Regions from separate parts of the Homo sapiens genome. Here all the other regions are linked to region 3. Evidence: chromatin contacts called from ENCODE Hi-C or POLR2A ChIA-PET data. All regions are on one chromosome and are shown on one strand. Each heading gives the region's core, a stretch centred on a gene start or an enhancer-like site at or near the end of the contact. The rest is flanking DNA. Distances are from core to core; before and after follow the strand shown.

What was found. A loop is a pair of places that touch in the nucleus more often than their neighbours do. ChIA-PET counts read pairs that join two places held with the same protein, here RNA polymerase II (POLR2A). Pooled maps may share reads with other maps.
Region 1: a pooled map shows a loop between it and region 3 (4-fold over the local background). The contact joins the enhancer-like site here to the promoter of QSER1 in region 3. A Hi-C loop is called at or near these places in 2 of 50 pooled maps. POLR2A ChIA-PET finds 5 or more read pairs at or near these places in 2 of 52 experiments (A673 and WTC11).
Region 2: a map of CD8-positive, alpha-beta T cell shows a loop between it and region 3 (10-fold over the local background). The contact joins the promoter of CAPRIN1 here to the promoter of QSER1 in region 3. A Hi-C loop is called at or near these places in 5 of 168 maps with a recorded cell type or tissue (B cell, CD8-positive, alpha-beta T cell, OCI-LY7 and 2 more), 6 of 37 single-sample maps with no recorded cell type and 15 of 50 pooled maps.

Annotation. Positions count from the first base shown.
Region 1 is chr11:33,941,103-33,945,309 of GRCh38, forward strand. No RefSeq gene overlaps it. Among named protein-coding and RNA genes, the nearest start is that of LMO2, 51 kb to the left of the region's middle. RefSeq lists cis regulatory regions at 443-1,040, 3,533-4,156 and an enhancer at 1,637-4,207. Within about 2 kb of position 1,914, at least 5 of the 41 ENCODE cell types and tissues checked have a DNase peak (open chromatin) inside an H3K27ac peak, as active enhancers do.
Region 2 is chr11:34,050,385-34,054,550 of GRCh38, forward strand. CAPRIN1 (cell cycle associated protein 1) reads left to right here and starts at 1,347. Exons shown (of 19, transcript NM_005898.5): 1 at 1,347-1,487; 2 at 2,037-2,252. The coding sequence starts at 2,037. LOC101929918 (a long non-coding RNA gene) reads right to left here and starts at 2,943. Exons shown (of 3, transcript XR_931177.3): 1 at 1,935-2,943; 2 at 287-649. RefSeq lists silencers at 1,002-1,201, 1,061-1,610, 1,651-1,950 and enhancers at 2,561-2,630, 2,701-2,770, 2,841-2,910, 2,941-3,220.
Region 3 is chr11:32,891,286-32,895,002 of GRCh38, forward strand. QSER1 (glutamine and serine rich 1) reads left to right here and starts at 1,526. Exons shown (of 13, transcript NM_001076786.3): 1 at 1,526-2,049. The coding sequence starts at 1,841. RefSeq lists an enhancer at 1-451 and silencers at 1,199-1,818, 1,899-2,298.

The DNA of each region.
Region 1 (4,207 bases), core at 664-3,163, 1.1 Mb after region 3:
GGAATGGCCCCTAAGGCAGCTGAGACTGGGATGTGGCTCTACTCCAGGCCTTCTCATCAGGCCAGCTTCATCCCTCCTCAGCCTTCATCTCTGAGGTGGCTGCATTTCCACCAAGCAGAGGCACCCCGATCCAGCCTTCAGGAAATTATTGCTTGGGGTTGGGGGCAGTACTTAGTGGCAATAACAACAATGGCAATAATAATAATATAGTTACCATTTATCAGGTGCTTACAAACGTTAAAGTAATCCCATTTAACCCCCACAATGATCATTTGAGGTAGATTCTCTTATCATCCTCACTTTACAAATGGGGAAACTGAGGCTCAAAGAATGGACTTCTCAAAGTCACACAGCCAGTAAACATAGAGCCTGGTTCCTCCAGCTCCAAAGCACATGCTGTCGTAGGAGTTAGGGACACATTTACAACTGAAATCATTAACCAGGTTGCTTGTCATCATGACCTAAAAAAGAAAAAAAATGGTGGGGGGTGGTCTCTAGCCTGCTTCCATTTCTCCAATGATCCTGGCTCTGATGCAGCTCTTGGCTCTTGGTTTGGGAACCCTGCTGTGGGACTCAGGGCTCTCTGGCCAGCAAAGGGTGTGTGTGTCTGTGGGGCGAGCCACGCTATCACACTGAAGTAGAGTAGAGAGGAAGTGACTCAATCATCAAAGGCCTGGTCTTCCTCGGGGAACTGTCCCTAATCACAATTATCCCACTACAATAATACCATTTCAGAGACACTGTGAGCCAGGGCACTGTGTAGCCATGTAAACTGCTTCCTGTATCTGCCAAACCCAACAGCATTCGGCAATTAATAGAATCCAGCGAGGCCTCCTGCTCCGATAAGGCCAGAGCCATGCTGCTGCTGGCCTTGTTGTTCTAATGACGAATAGCCCTTACATTGCAAAGTCATCCTCTCCTCCCTGCTAGTGGGGCCACAGTGGCCTGGGGTCCCAGGAGGCCAAGGAGGGCTATGCACAATCTGCTTGGTCTTAAAATTTCATTGAGATGAAAATTATTTTCACTGTCTTGCTAAATAAAAATCATGACTATCCAGGTCACCCTCAGATTCCTTGGTGGAAAGGTGATGATGTGGGAATGGGTAGGACCCCTGCAGCCTAGAATGGAAACCCCAAGTAAGTAGGCACTTCATGAGGTGGCTCAAAGGAAGAAGGAGTTAGAAAAAGTTAATACAATGTGACCTCTAGATTGTATCAGGGCTCTGGGATATTCACGAACCTCAGATCCTTGGCAGAGGGCGGTGGCTCACACCTGCAATCCCAGCATTTTGGGAGGCTGAGGTGGGAGGATACCTTAAGGCCAGGAGTTCAAGATCAGCCTGGGCAATATAGTGAGACCCCATCTCTCCAAAAATTTTTTTAAATAGCTAGGCATGGTGGTACATACCTGTAGTCCAGCTACTTGGAAGACTGAGGCAGGAAGGTCCCCTGAGCCCAGGATTTTGAGGCTGCAGTGAGCTATGATTGCATTACTGCACTCCAGCCTTGGAGACAGAGTGAGACCCCCATCCCTTAAAAAAAAAAAAAAAAAAAAAAAGAGCCTAGGATCCTCATAATCAACTGCTTTGCAAGGCATAGAGAAACACTGGGGAAAATGATGTAGCCCCACAGAAATTCTTTGTGGTCCTCCAGATGCTGTTGGGAGATGCTGTTTCAGTTTTAGGGCCTTCCTGAATGTCCAGGGTGAATGTAGTTTGACAAATGATGGTGGCCTGGCAGACCCACCTGGGTCTGCCACCCAAGCTCAGGGTCAAACAAGGTAGATGCACTTTAAAACACTGTTCTTCCCATTTTTCTATTTTCCTTTTGGTAACCAGTGCCCTCATTTCTTGCCACTGGGTGGGGCATCCTCATTTTCTTGTGAAGGATCAAGTGTCCGCATTCTCTAGGGGAAGAGTTGATTAATTCATTTGACTCATTTTGGATGCTTCAGCCAAATTCCCACGGAGGTCACGCTGGTCACACTGACTGTGGTGTGATTCTGGCTCTCTTCTCAGAGGAGTGACTTCAGAGCTGGCTCACTCTCCCCCTCCCAAGAACAATGCAAATGAAGGCAAAGGGATTTTTGCCTGAGCAAGGCCAGAAGAAACTTTGGGGAGGAGGGAGAGGCCCAGAGGATGTGGGTGTTTTAAAATTGGCTCTCGATTTTCTGGAAGACATACTCTCTCTTTCAAGGTGATTTGCAAATTGTACTCAAGCATGGTCATTTCCCCTGATTTAGGTCTTTTTTAATTGTTAGTTACTATTCTGAGTTTGGGGCCCATTCTGATGAATTTTCTTGGTAGAATTTTTTTTTTTTTTGAGACAAGTTCTCGCTCTGTTACCCAGGCTGGAATGCAGTGGCAGGATCTTGGCTCACTGCAACCTCCGCCTCCTGGGTTCAAGCGATTCTTGTGCCTCTGCCTCCTGAGTAGCTGGGATGACAGGTGTGCGCCACTACGCCCAGCTAATTTTTGTATTTTCAGTAAAGACAAGGTTTCACCATGTTGGCCAGCCTGGTCTCGAACTCCTGACCTCAAGTGATCCACCTGCCTCGGCCTCCCAGAGAGCTGGGATTACAGGTGTGAGCCACCGTGCCCGGCATTTTTATTATTATTATTATTTTGTAGACACAAGTTTTCACTATGTCGCCCAGCTGGTCTCGAACTCTTGGGCTCAAGCAATCCTCTTGTCTTGGCCTCCCAAAATGCCAAAGTGCTGGGATTTACAGGCGTGAGCCACCGTGCCTGTCCAGAAATCTCTTTTTCAAGCTCTAGTCGTTTTATACTATAATAGAAGGGACTGGGGAGGTAGAGAGGAAGTAGGAATGGAGCGGGTACTCTGGCATAATGGGTGGTAGTTTGGCTGCTAGGATTTGAGTCCCAGCTCTGCACCTCCTCGCTGTGCAACCTTGGACAAGTTACACACCTGTCTCCATCTCAGTCTCCTTGCCTGTATCATGGTGGTAATTATAGGACTCACTGCACAGGATTGTTGTGCTGGTACATGGAAGTGCTCATTACCCACATAGGGAGCTACTAATGATGTTTAATTTTTATTTGTATTAGAGTATCCCTTTTCCCTACTTCTCAGTGTCCAGACCTTCCTCAGGAATAGCCTACCTACGAAACGTCCCTTATTATATGTGTAATAGAATGAAATATACAACTCATACCCAGGTAAGGCTTGGACAGGAGACTCACTACTCAACTAGGTAGTCCATTTCGTTTTCAGATCATTCTGGTTGATAGAGATTTCTTCTTTTATTTGAATTAAATGCTGTTGCTCTGGAGCCATCATTTAGTTTTTGCTGTGCTCTCCAGAACCATAGGAAATTTAGGTCTAACACTGCTTCTGTGTGGAAACTCATCAAATATTACAAAAGAGTTGGTATATTCCTTCCGAGATGTCTCCATCCAGAATGCTTGTGAGTCCAGTCCATGAGGCTGGTCACTCTCATTGGAACATGTCCCCATTTATCAATTTCTGTCTGGTAGGAGGGTGAGATCAAAGAAATCAGAAGACTCATTCGTTTAACAGGAAACACCATCCAAGTTTCATATATTTTGTTACGGAGGTGAATCTCTGCCCCTATGGCACCAAAATGGTTGGAGGTGGCTGATTAATGAGAGGTGGTTCTGGAGACTAAGCACACCCCAATGCCCTGTAGCTGGTAGAACATTTCCGTCACTAGAAGTAATGGAGGTAGCTTTAATGGAAAGATGACAGGGCCCCTCTGAGGCAGGGCTGTGGCTCAGCCTCCCCAAGGCCTGGCAGCAGGTTGGGCCAGATAACAGCTGGATAGCAGCATCAGGGAGCCACAGGAAGACCAGTACTAATCTCTCTGGCCATGTTGTGTGAACATCTGGGATCTGGGGAAGGGACACTATGGTCTTTGATGCATTTGATTTGGGCCCAGGAGACCTCCCACTCCCTTGTCTTCATGTAACAGTTAGCTGCTTCAGAAGATAATATCCAGTCCCAACTTTGTCATACCTAGTTCAAAGGGAATAGCTGACTTTGGCTTTTAGTTGCTCTCTAATGAGCATTTCAGTCCAAATTCCTTGGTCCGAAGTCATATTGAACAGTCATGACTATCACGCATATTTGAGCCTTAAGTTACTTTGTCTAGCTTTTTATATCCTGGGCACTTAGAAAGCATTCGTTCGTTCATTCATTCATCCATCCATCCATCCATCCATCCATCC
Region 2 (4,166 bases), core at 97-2,596, 1.2 Mb after region 3:
TGTTTCCTCTACCTGGAAAATTCCTCCTCCAAGGTAGCTGCTTAGCCTTCTTCCTCACTTCCTTCAGTACTAGCTCAAATGTCAGTAAGGCTTTCCCTGACCACCGTTTTTTCTTTTCTCTACCATTTCACTATCTGACATGTATTTACTTGTCTTCCCCTTACTTAGATTGTAAGCTCCATGTAAATATGTTTTGTTCATAATCCCTAGCACTTAAGAGTTCCCAGCACACAGTAAGGTGCTTAATAAATATTTGAATGAATATATAACAGACTTTGCAGCTAACCAGGATATCTTGAGGTCGGAGGCTGCTGTTGTTTCTCCAGGCTCCCTCAGGATGCACTGTTGCCAGTCAGCGTTACTCATTTTATTCCCTAGGGAACAGTGGGTTTGGTAGAACTCTCTTCTAAATCTCTTTTTCATAGAATTTAAATTATAAATTGGTCATTTACTGTTGTCACACAATATTGCGTTGCTGAATTTTCCACTGATTATATTCATTTTATTTCCTCCCAGAACTTGGTTTCTTGTTTTTCTGCTCACTGTCCACACCCACTCCACCCCAAGGCTGGAATAATTCTCTTGGAGCAAAAAAATCATCTTTTTCTTTGTATTTCATTGAACGTTCTCTTTACAGTGTTAGGTAAACCTAAAAAAAAAGGAAACAAAAGTCTAATAATTCGTAATACTCAGGCCTACTGGATGTATAACATCATAGGGTAGCTGAAGACTCTTTGTGAGGCCAGAGCTTTAGGATTTAAAAAGCCACCAACCATGACCGTGTCCGACACGTTCTACAGAGAACTCCTAGGTTACTGGGTGATTGTTTGGTGGGGAAGCGGCGAGTTGTCTTTTTTTCAAAAGACGTTTTGGGGTATGGAGTTTGCTCGCTCTGCATACAGAAGGAATTCTAGAAGCTGGGATCGCACCACCCACCCCACGCACCCCTTACTTGCAGAAACCTTTGCCCCCCAACCCCCACCCCCACCCCAAATAAGGGCTCTTCAAGGGGCAGTTGCCAGCTCCAGAGCCAGCTGCTTGACACCTATTGTCCCCGTTTGGGCGTCAAACGATTTCGCCTGAAGGACCCTAGCGTCGATTGCTCTCAAAACTCAAGGGGCCTTTCCTTCGGCCTTGCCGGGGCCATCCCCACCTGCGTCCAGGAGGCGCCCCACAGCGCCGGGGCCGGGGGACGGCGGAGAAGCTAGCGGGCGGCCTCTTCCGGGCAGGCGTTCGCGCCGGGCAGCCCGAGCGGCCGCGAAGGCCCCCGCTCTCCGCTTCTCCCGCCCCTCGCGACCCAGAGGGCTGCTGGCTGGCTAAGTCCCTCCCGCTCCCGGCTCTCGCCTCACTAGGAGCGGCTCTCGGTGCAGCGGGACAGGGCGAAGCGGCCTGCGCCCACGGAGCGCGCGACACTGCCCGGAAGGGACCACCACCCTTGCCCCCTCAGCTGCCCACTCGTGATTTCCAGCGGCCTCCGCGCGCGCACGGTGAGCGCCACCCGGGACCGAGCCGCTGCAGGGGAAGAGGGCCGCTGCGCCCGGGTGTCCTTTATCTCCGGACCCGCTGGAGCTTCCGAGGGGCTTGCCCCCAAGTCCCCCCACCCCACCCCGGTCATTTCCCATGCCCTTCTCTGCCCCCAAGCCCCGACCTCTCTCTTTCCTCCCTTCTCCGGAAGCCGGCAAAAGCCGGCCCTCCCCGGTAGGGACCGTTGCAGTGGCCGTTGGCGGCCGGCGCGGCGATGCCCCGCCTCCGGCGCGAGCCTCGGAGCCCCCGGGCTGGTAGGCCGAGCCGGCGGCTCCGCGGGGGAGGGGCGGGTCGGGGGGCGGTGCGAGGCCCAGCCGGGCGCCCCGCTGGCGGGTCGCGCGCGCGCCCGCGCACTCTTCCTGCCCTCGAGGCGCGCCGCGCCCCCTCCCCCACCCGCTCGCGTAGGCTACCGCTCGCTGCGCGTTTTGTCCCGCGTCTCGCCCCGTCCGTCTCCTGACTGGCCGCTCTTGTCCTTCCTCCCGCTTTTTCTTCTCTCTCCTTGCGGTCTGAAGATGCCCTCGGCCACCAGCCACAGCGGGAGCGGCAGCAAGTCGTCCGGACCGCCACCGCCGTCGGGTTCCTCCGGGAGTGAGGCGGCCGCGGGAGCCGGGGCCGCCGCGCCGGCTTCTCAGCACCCCGCAACCGGCACCGGCGCTGTCCAGACCGAGGCCATGAAGCAGATTCTCGGGGTGATCGACAAGAAACTTCGGAACCTGGAGAAGAAAAAGGTGCCAGGAGTTGGCGGGGAAGGGAGGGGTGGCTGCGGCCGGGCTCTGCGGCCCCTCCGACCCTGGTCGCTGGAGCCTTCGCTTCTTTTCGTCTCGGGAGCGTTACTAGGTCCCCTCCTCCCACCCCCTGGCCCACACGCCCCGTCTCCACGTTCAGCGGGAGCTTCGTGCCCAGAAAACGGGCTCTTGGAAGAGGCACTTGTCACCTGACTCGGACGCGGCACTGTACCCCAGGCCTCTTTATTACTCTTCCGCTGTGGGTCCGGCTTTTTGGCCTTTAGGAGTGGGACATGTGAGGGTGGGGGCCTGTCGTCAGGACTTCACTGTATGGTGCCCTTCTTTCCGTCTCTGAGGCCCGATTTCTCTGACGAGGGCCCAAAATGAAGAGGTCCCTGCGCGGGGGGCTCCGGGTTCAACCGACCGCCTCGTGGAGTTGGGGCGGCCTGCGTCCTGCAGCCTTGGGGTCTGTCCGCTCGGTTACCATGCACTCGAGACCTGTCGAGCGTCCCCTCTTCTTCCGTAGGAGAGAAGTGTGTTTAGAATCTTAAGGTAGAACTGCCTTTCCGGCAGGCCCATTTTGAATGGGTCTTCGATTTGCTACCCCCGCGCCCATGCGATGGGCTCCCCTGCGTTTCCCTCTTTGTTTCAATTGTTTAGGTGTCCCCCCGAGCCTCAGGCTCAGCTCAATCGCGAGATGATTTTCTGCAGCGACTTTTTGTTCCTAGGGGACTGTGAAGGGGCGGGGGACTGCCACGATTTAGATTCGTTGGGGGCTGGGTCCTGGGGAGACTGGAGAGGATGGCTGGGACTCGGGGCACATGGAGAGAGCGTCTAACATGGCGGCGGCTGCGGGGAGAGGGAAGCGCTTTACTGGAGCTGCATTGTGAGCACAAAGCGAAAGCAGAGGGGGAGGGCAGAGACCAGGCAGCCGCCCCGACTGGCCTCCTTAGGCCCCCCTCTAAAAAAAAAAAAAATCGAGCCACACCCACGATTTTTTGGATTCAATATTTAGTCCTTGTAGATCAAACTACTGAGGTATATCTTCATCTGCAAGTCAGCCTTTTGTTTTATGCTTTCATCGCAGGACAGTGTAAACTCTTGTTTAGAGGGGCGTGTGTATGTATGTAGAGAAAAGGTCTGGGCAGAGTGAATAATTAAAATGAGTAAGATCAGAGGTGGAAGGGGAGAAACAAATTAGTCGTTTGTAAAAACGAGGTAATTACGTCTGTGACTATCATGTTAACTTGAATTTTACCTTATAAAGTAAAATGAAGCCTTGATAACTTCTACTTGTCTGCCTCTAGGAAAACATATTTATAACATCTTGAATTTCCAGGAAATCATTTTGCAGTGTTTATGTGGCCAGACACCTAATAGTGTTACTTGAGGTGCTGATATAGTAACTGGCTAAAACTTGGGCTGTGGGAAATAAGTTGAAGAAAACTGGTGATGTTTAGGTCTTATTAATTTTACTTATATATTTTACATTTTGGGAGAGTTTTAAAACATTTAGATTTGATACTTCCCTGTTTCATCTTCGGTATTGAAGGTTGGAAGTTTTACTTGAATTTCATGGACTTGGGATTTCTTTTTTTTCCCAATCCTTTATTTTGATAAATGTATGTTTTATTATAGGTAATTGGAATAGTAAATGTAGTTACATCAAGAAAGTAACAAAAGTATTTTAAGTGTAAGGTAGCTACATTCAAATGTTGAATGGAATAAGCATGCCCAAGGCCAGTATCTTCTGAGTCTGACACATGATTTAGTTTACCCTGTTGGGTATCTTCTTAAATTTTTTTTTTTTTGAGACGGAGTTTCGATCTTTTTGCCCAGGCTGGAGTACAATGGCGCGATCTCAGCTCACTGCAACCTCCACCTCCCGGGTTCAAGCGATTCTCCTCCCTCAGCCTC
Region 3 (3,717 bases), core at 276-2,775:
TCTCTGCATGAACTCAGATTAGTTCGCAAATTCCTTTTCAAAGAAAAACCACTTTTCAAAGATATCCTCAGTAAATGCATTTTGTAATTAACATAAAATTGGCAAAGTCGCTGTGCCTACACGTTTGAATTCATGTGTAAATAACGACTACTCACTTCCTTGCTTCCCCACCCGGGGACCAGGCTCCAAGCATCACAGGTGCAGAAAGACTTGCAAAAAGGAATGAATAGGAACAAAAGGATGTAGGCGCCAGGAGGAAAACAGGATCTTCCAGAACAAAATTAATCTCGCAAGGCATAGCAGATCCAACACCAGATTATTACCAAAGTTTAAACTTTTTCAATGGTCATCAGAGATAGCGTATCAAGTTTATTAGGTCTTTCACTACGGCTGATTTGCTTAAACCTTTATGTTATGCTTATCTTGAGGGATAGATTTCTGTGCTAAGCACATAATAGGTGTTAAACCAATATTGATTTTTAAAAGGAGGTGGTCATTAAATAGAAATTTTACTGTTATTTTAACCTTTAAATTTATGGCCCAAGGGCCAAACGATGATTTGTACGATTCCCTAGTTTCAATACTTGTGAGTTATTACAAGAAATACAACTCTGCTATGCAACAGAAGAACCGCAAATAGTCATTAAATTACCGCACACCAAGCAGCTTGGAGATCAGATAGGAAATGTTTGGGGAGAGAGTCCTGCTGAAGTTCCAAGTCTCAAACAAAACCCCTCAACATCAGAGTGCATGGTGAGTTTAAATTTATTGTAATTAAAGTCATCCAGATGGTAGTTGGATTAATCAATGAAGAGGTGGTTATCTATCTTGGGATAGAAGATTCTGAAACCCAGAGCGAGAAAAATCCCCAAGGTGGGGGTGGGGACAGTTAATAAGAGCCCTTGGGAAAGGCCCTTTCAGCGAGGATTGGAAAATAATACGTTTGAATTTGAATCTCTTTGAATATAAATCTCCCCTAACAGCAGGAAAAGGGTCCTCTAGCCCAGCAAGCTTTGGGGAGGGAGTAAGCGGAACTGCAAAAGAGCTCGCTCAGCTGTTTCTGGATTGGGGCGCAGAGAAAGAAATCGCGATCAGGGAACTGAGTACTGGAGTCCCTCAAAATAACCCGAAGGGTCAAATAGTGAGCTCCAAGCAAAGCGTTGACCCGGCTACCCCTGAGCAGCGCCCTACGCTGGGTTCCACTCCACTTCCCCTCCCCCGCGCGGGGCGATAGCCAGGCGCGGTCCCTTCCCACGCGGGCCGCGGCGAGTGCGGACAGCTCCCTTCCGGGCTGCGGAAGGCGGGAAGTCTGCGGTTCGCGGGCTCCGGCTGGCGGGCGCCCCTCGGAGTCCCTGAAGTCGGCCGGGCCCCGCAGGACCCGCGCCTTCTCGGCCCCAACTGTCCCTCGCGAAGCGTCCTGCGGTGGCGGAGGCCTCGCGGCCGCCCGCCAGCCCCGCGAGCGGCAAGCGCGGGGCTCAGAGGGGAGGCGGGGCAAGGCCGCGGGGCGGAGGGGGGCGGGAGGTGCATCCTGGGAAATCCACCAACATGGGGCGCAGCGGCCGCCGCCGCCGCCGCCGTCGCCGCGAGTCCCGGCCGCGGGTGCCTCCGCTTCCCTGACGCCCAGCTGGGGCCTCGCCGCCCGCCGCGGCCCGGGTCTTTGCGGCCCAGACTCGCCAGCGCGCCCTTCTCCCGCCTGCTCGCCGGGGCCATGTGAGGGGGCAGCTCCCTCCACCGCCGCCGCCCCCTCTTCCTCCCCCGCCCCCTCTCCCTGCCCGCCCCCGTCACACGGAGCCCTGGAGGATCCCCCGCTGCTGCCCGCCCTCCCTACGCCACCCCCACGATGGACAGGAACTACGCGACCTCGGGCTTCACCGAGCCGCCGCCGCCGCCGCCGCCCGCGCCCCCCGCCGCCCCCGTCCCCGCCAGCGCCGCTGCGCAGCCCCCCGCCCCAGCCTGGGCGTACGAACCCCGAGCCGCCGCCGCCGCCGCCAGCAGCAGCTGCAGCAGTGGCAGCTGCAGTAGCGGCAGCAGCCCCAGCCTCAAGGCCAGGTAGGGAGGGTGGGCGGCGGGGTCGCGGTGGACCAGGAAAGGCCGGGGATGCGTTTGGGGCCTTCGCTCGGTTGCAGCGCCGCCCAGAGGTCTGGGCCGGGCGGGGAGCCCTCCGCTCGCCCTCGGCCAGCTCGGGGGAGGCGGCTGATGACTCCTACGGGGTGGTCGCGGGTAGGTGGGGGCGCCCGGTGCAGGATTCGCGCCTGGGGACGGCGGGTGAAGGAATAGCTGGGCGGGAGTCGTGGGGCTCCGTCACCTCTTGGGTCCTGGGCTCTCACATGGTGAAGTTTGGGCTCGTGGCTGAACTCGGGATCTGTGAGACCCAGGATTGGCGCCGGGGGTCCGAAGGGGGCGCCGGAGAGTTTGGGGCAGTGGCGATCCATTGTATTGGAACCTGGGTGGCCGACAATGCGGTCTTGGGGACTCCGGCGTGTGAGGGTTGCGGAGGCGGGAGAGGAAGAGTCGCGGAACCGCGTCCCGGAGACACTGGGGGGCCCGGGAGGGCTGGGCTACGGGAGAATCCCCGGGGCGCAGGGCAGAAGAGGGGGCCCGGCAGGGCGCGAACGCGGCTCCAGGGCCGGGTGACATATGTTTGCGCTGGTGGCCAAGATTTAGGCGATTTTTCTTCCACGCGTTCAAAGTTGCTCTTAGGTTTCCTCCCCTTTTAACAACAGCAGGAAGTAAGGAATCTTTCTTTGCCTTCTATGCCTCGGGGTGACTGAGAGTTGGGAAGAAATGGGGCGGGGGTTGGGGTGGGGGTAGTGAAGGCCGTAAAGGTTGAAGAACCAAAGCATGCTTCTCCATCTCGGCCTTTAAGGTCCGGGTGCATTATGTAGCGTGGGGTTCAAGAGTTCATCTTGCATGACCAAGGGAATCTAAAATTTTGACTCCTACTTGATATTTAAGCTCGCGGGAAATGTGTAGTAGTGCCACACTGTGAAACGGTCCCATTTGAATGATAACTGGAAGGCGTGGTCTGGTTTGGAGAATTGGTGAGCGGGGTGTTTTAAAGCCACCTCTCCCGAACAATACAGAATCTGGTAGGTGCAGCTTCTGATTACATGGACCAGGGAATCCTGGGTTGCTAATGACTTCATCCTCAGCTACCAACAGGAAGCTTCGTGGCTTTATGATCTCATCAGATTTCTTCATTATTTTTCACGACAGAAGTGAACTTTTGTTTTAAGTTTATACATTACCGTGTTCCAGGTTATCTTCTTTGTTTTTACGAAAGTTCTACGTTCATGATTGAGCAAATAAGTGTGAAGGGTAGCTGGTCTTTGTCTTAGATTGTCCATTGGGACGATTGTGAAAGAATGAGAAAAATTTGCTTCAAGAATAGGAATATAAGCTTTCTCAGAAAATTTTAGGCCCTTTGTTTTCAAGACTTGGGAGTTAACAAAAATAATGTGATGTGCCAATTTGGAGCTAAGTAATTAAATGCTGAAACCTTTCAGAAATAGCCATAATTTTGTATTACATACAAGTAAGCCATTTTAAGGAGTTTCATGAAAGACGTTTGGCACTTCACCCATTATTTCTTGCTGATGGTAATTTGACTATCTTTTTCAAGTAGCTTTTTGCATTGACTAGGATAATTTACAAATGAAAATTACTTTCTCATCATTGAACAGCATGATAGGTATTTGTGCCGCATTTTTTATCTTT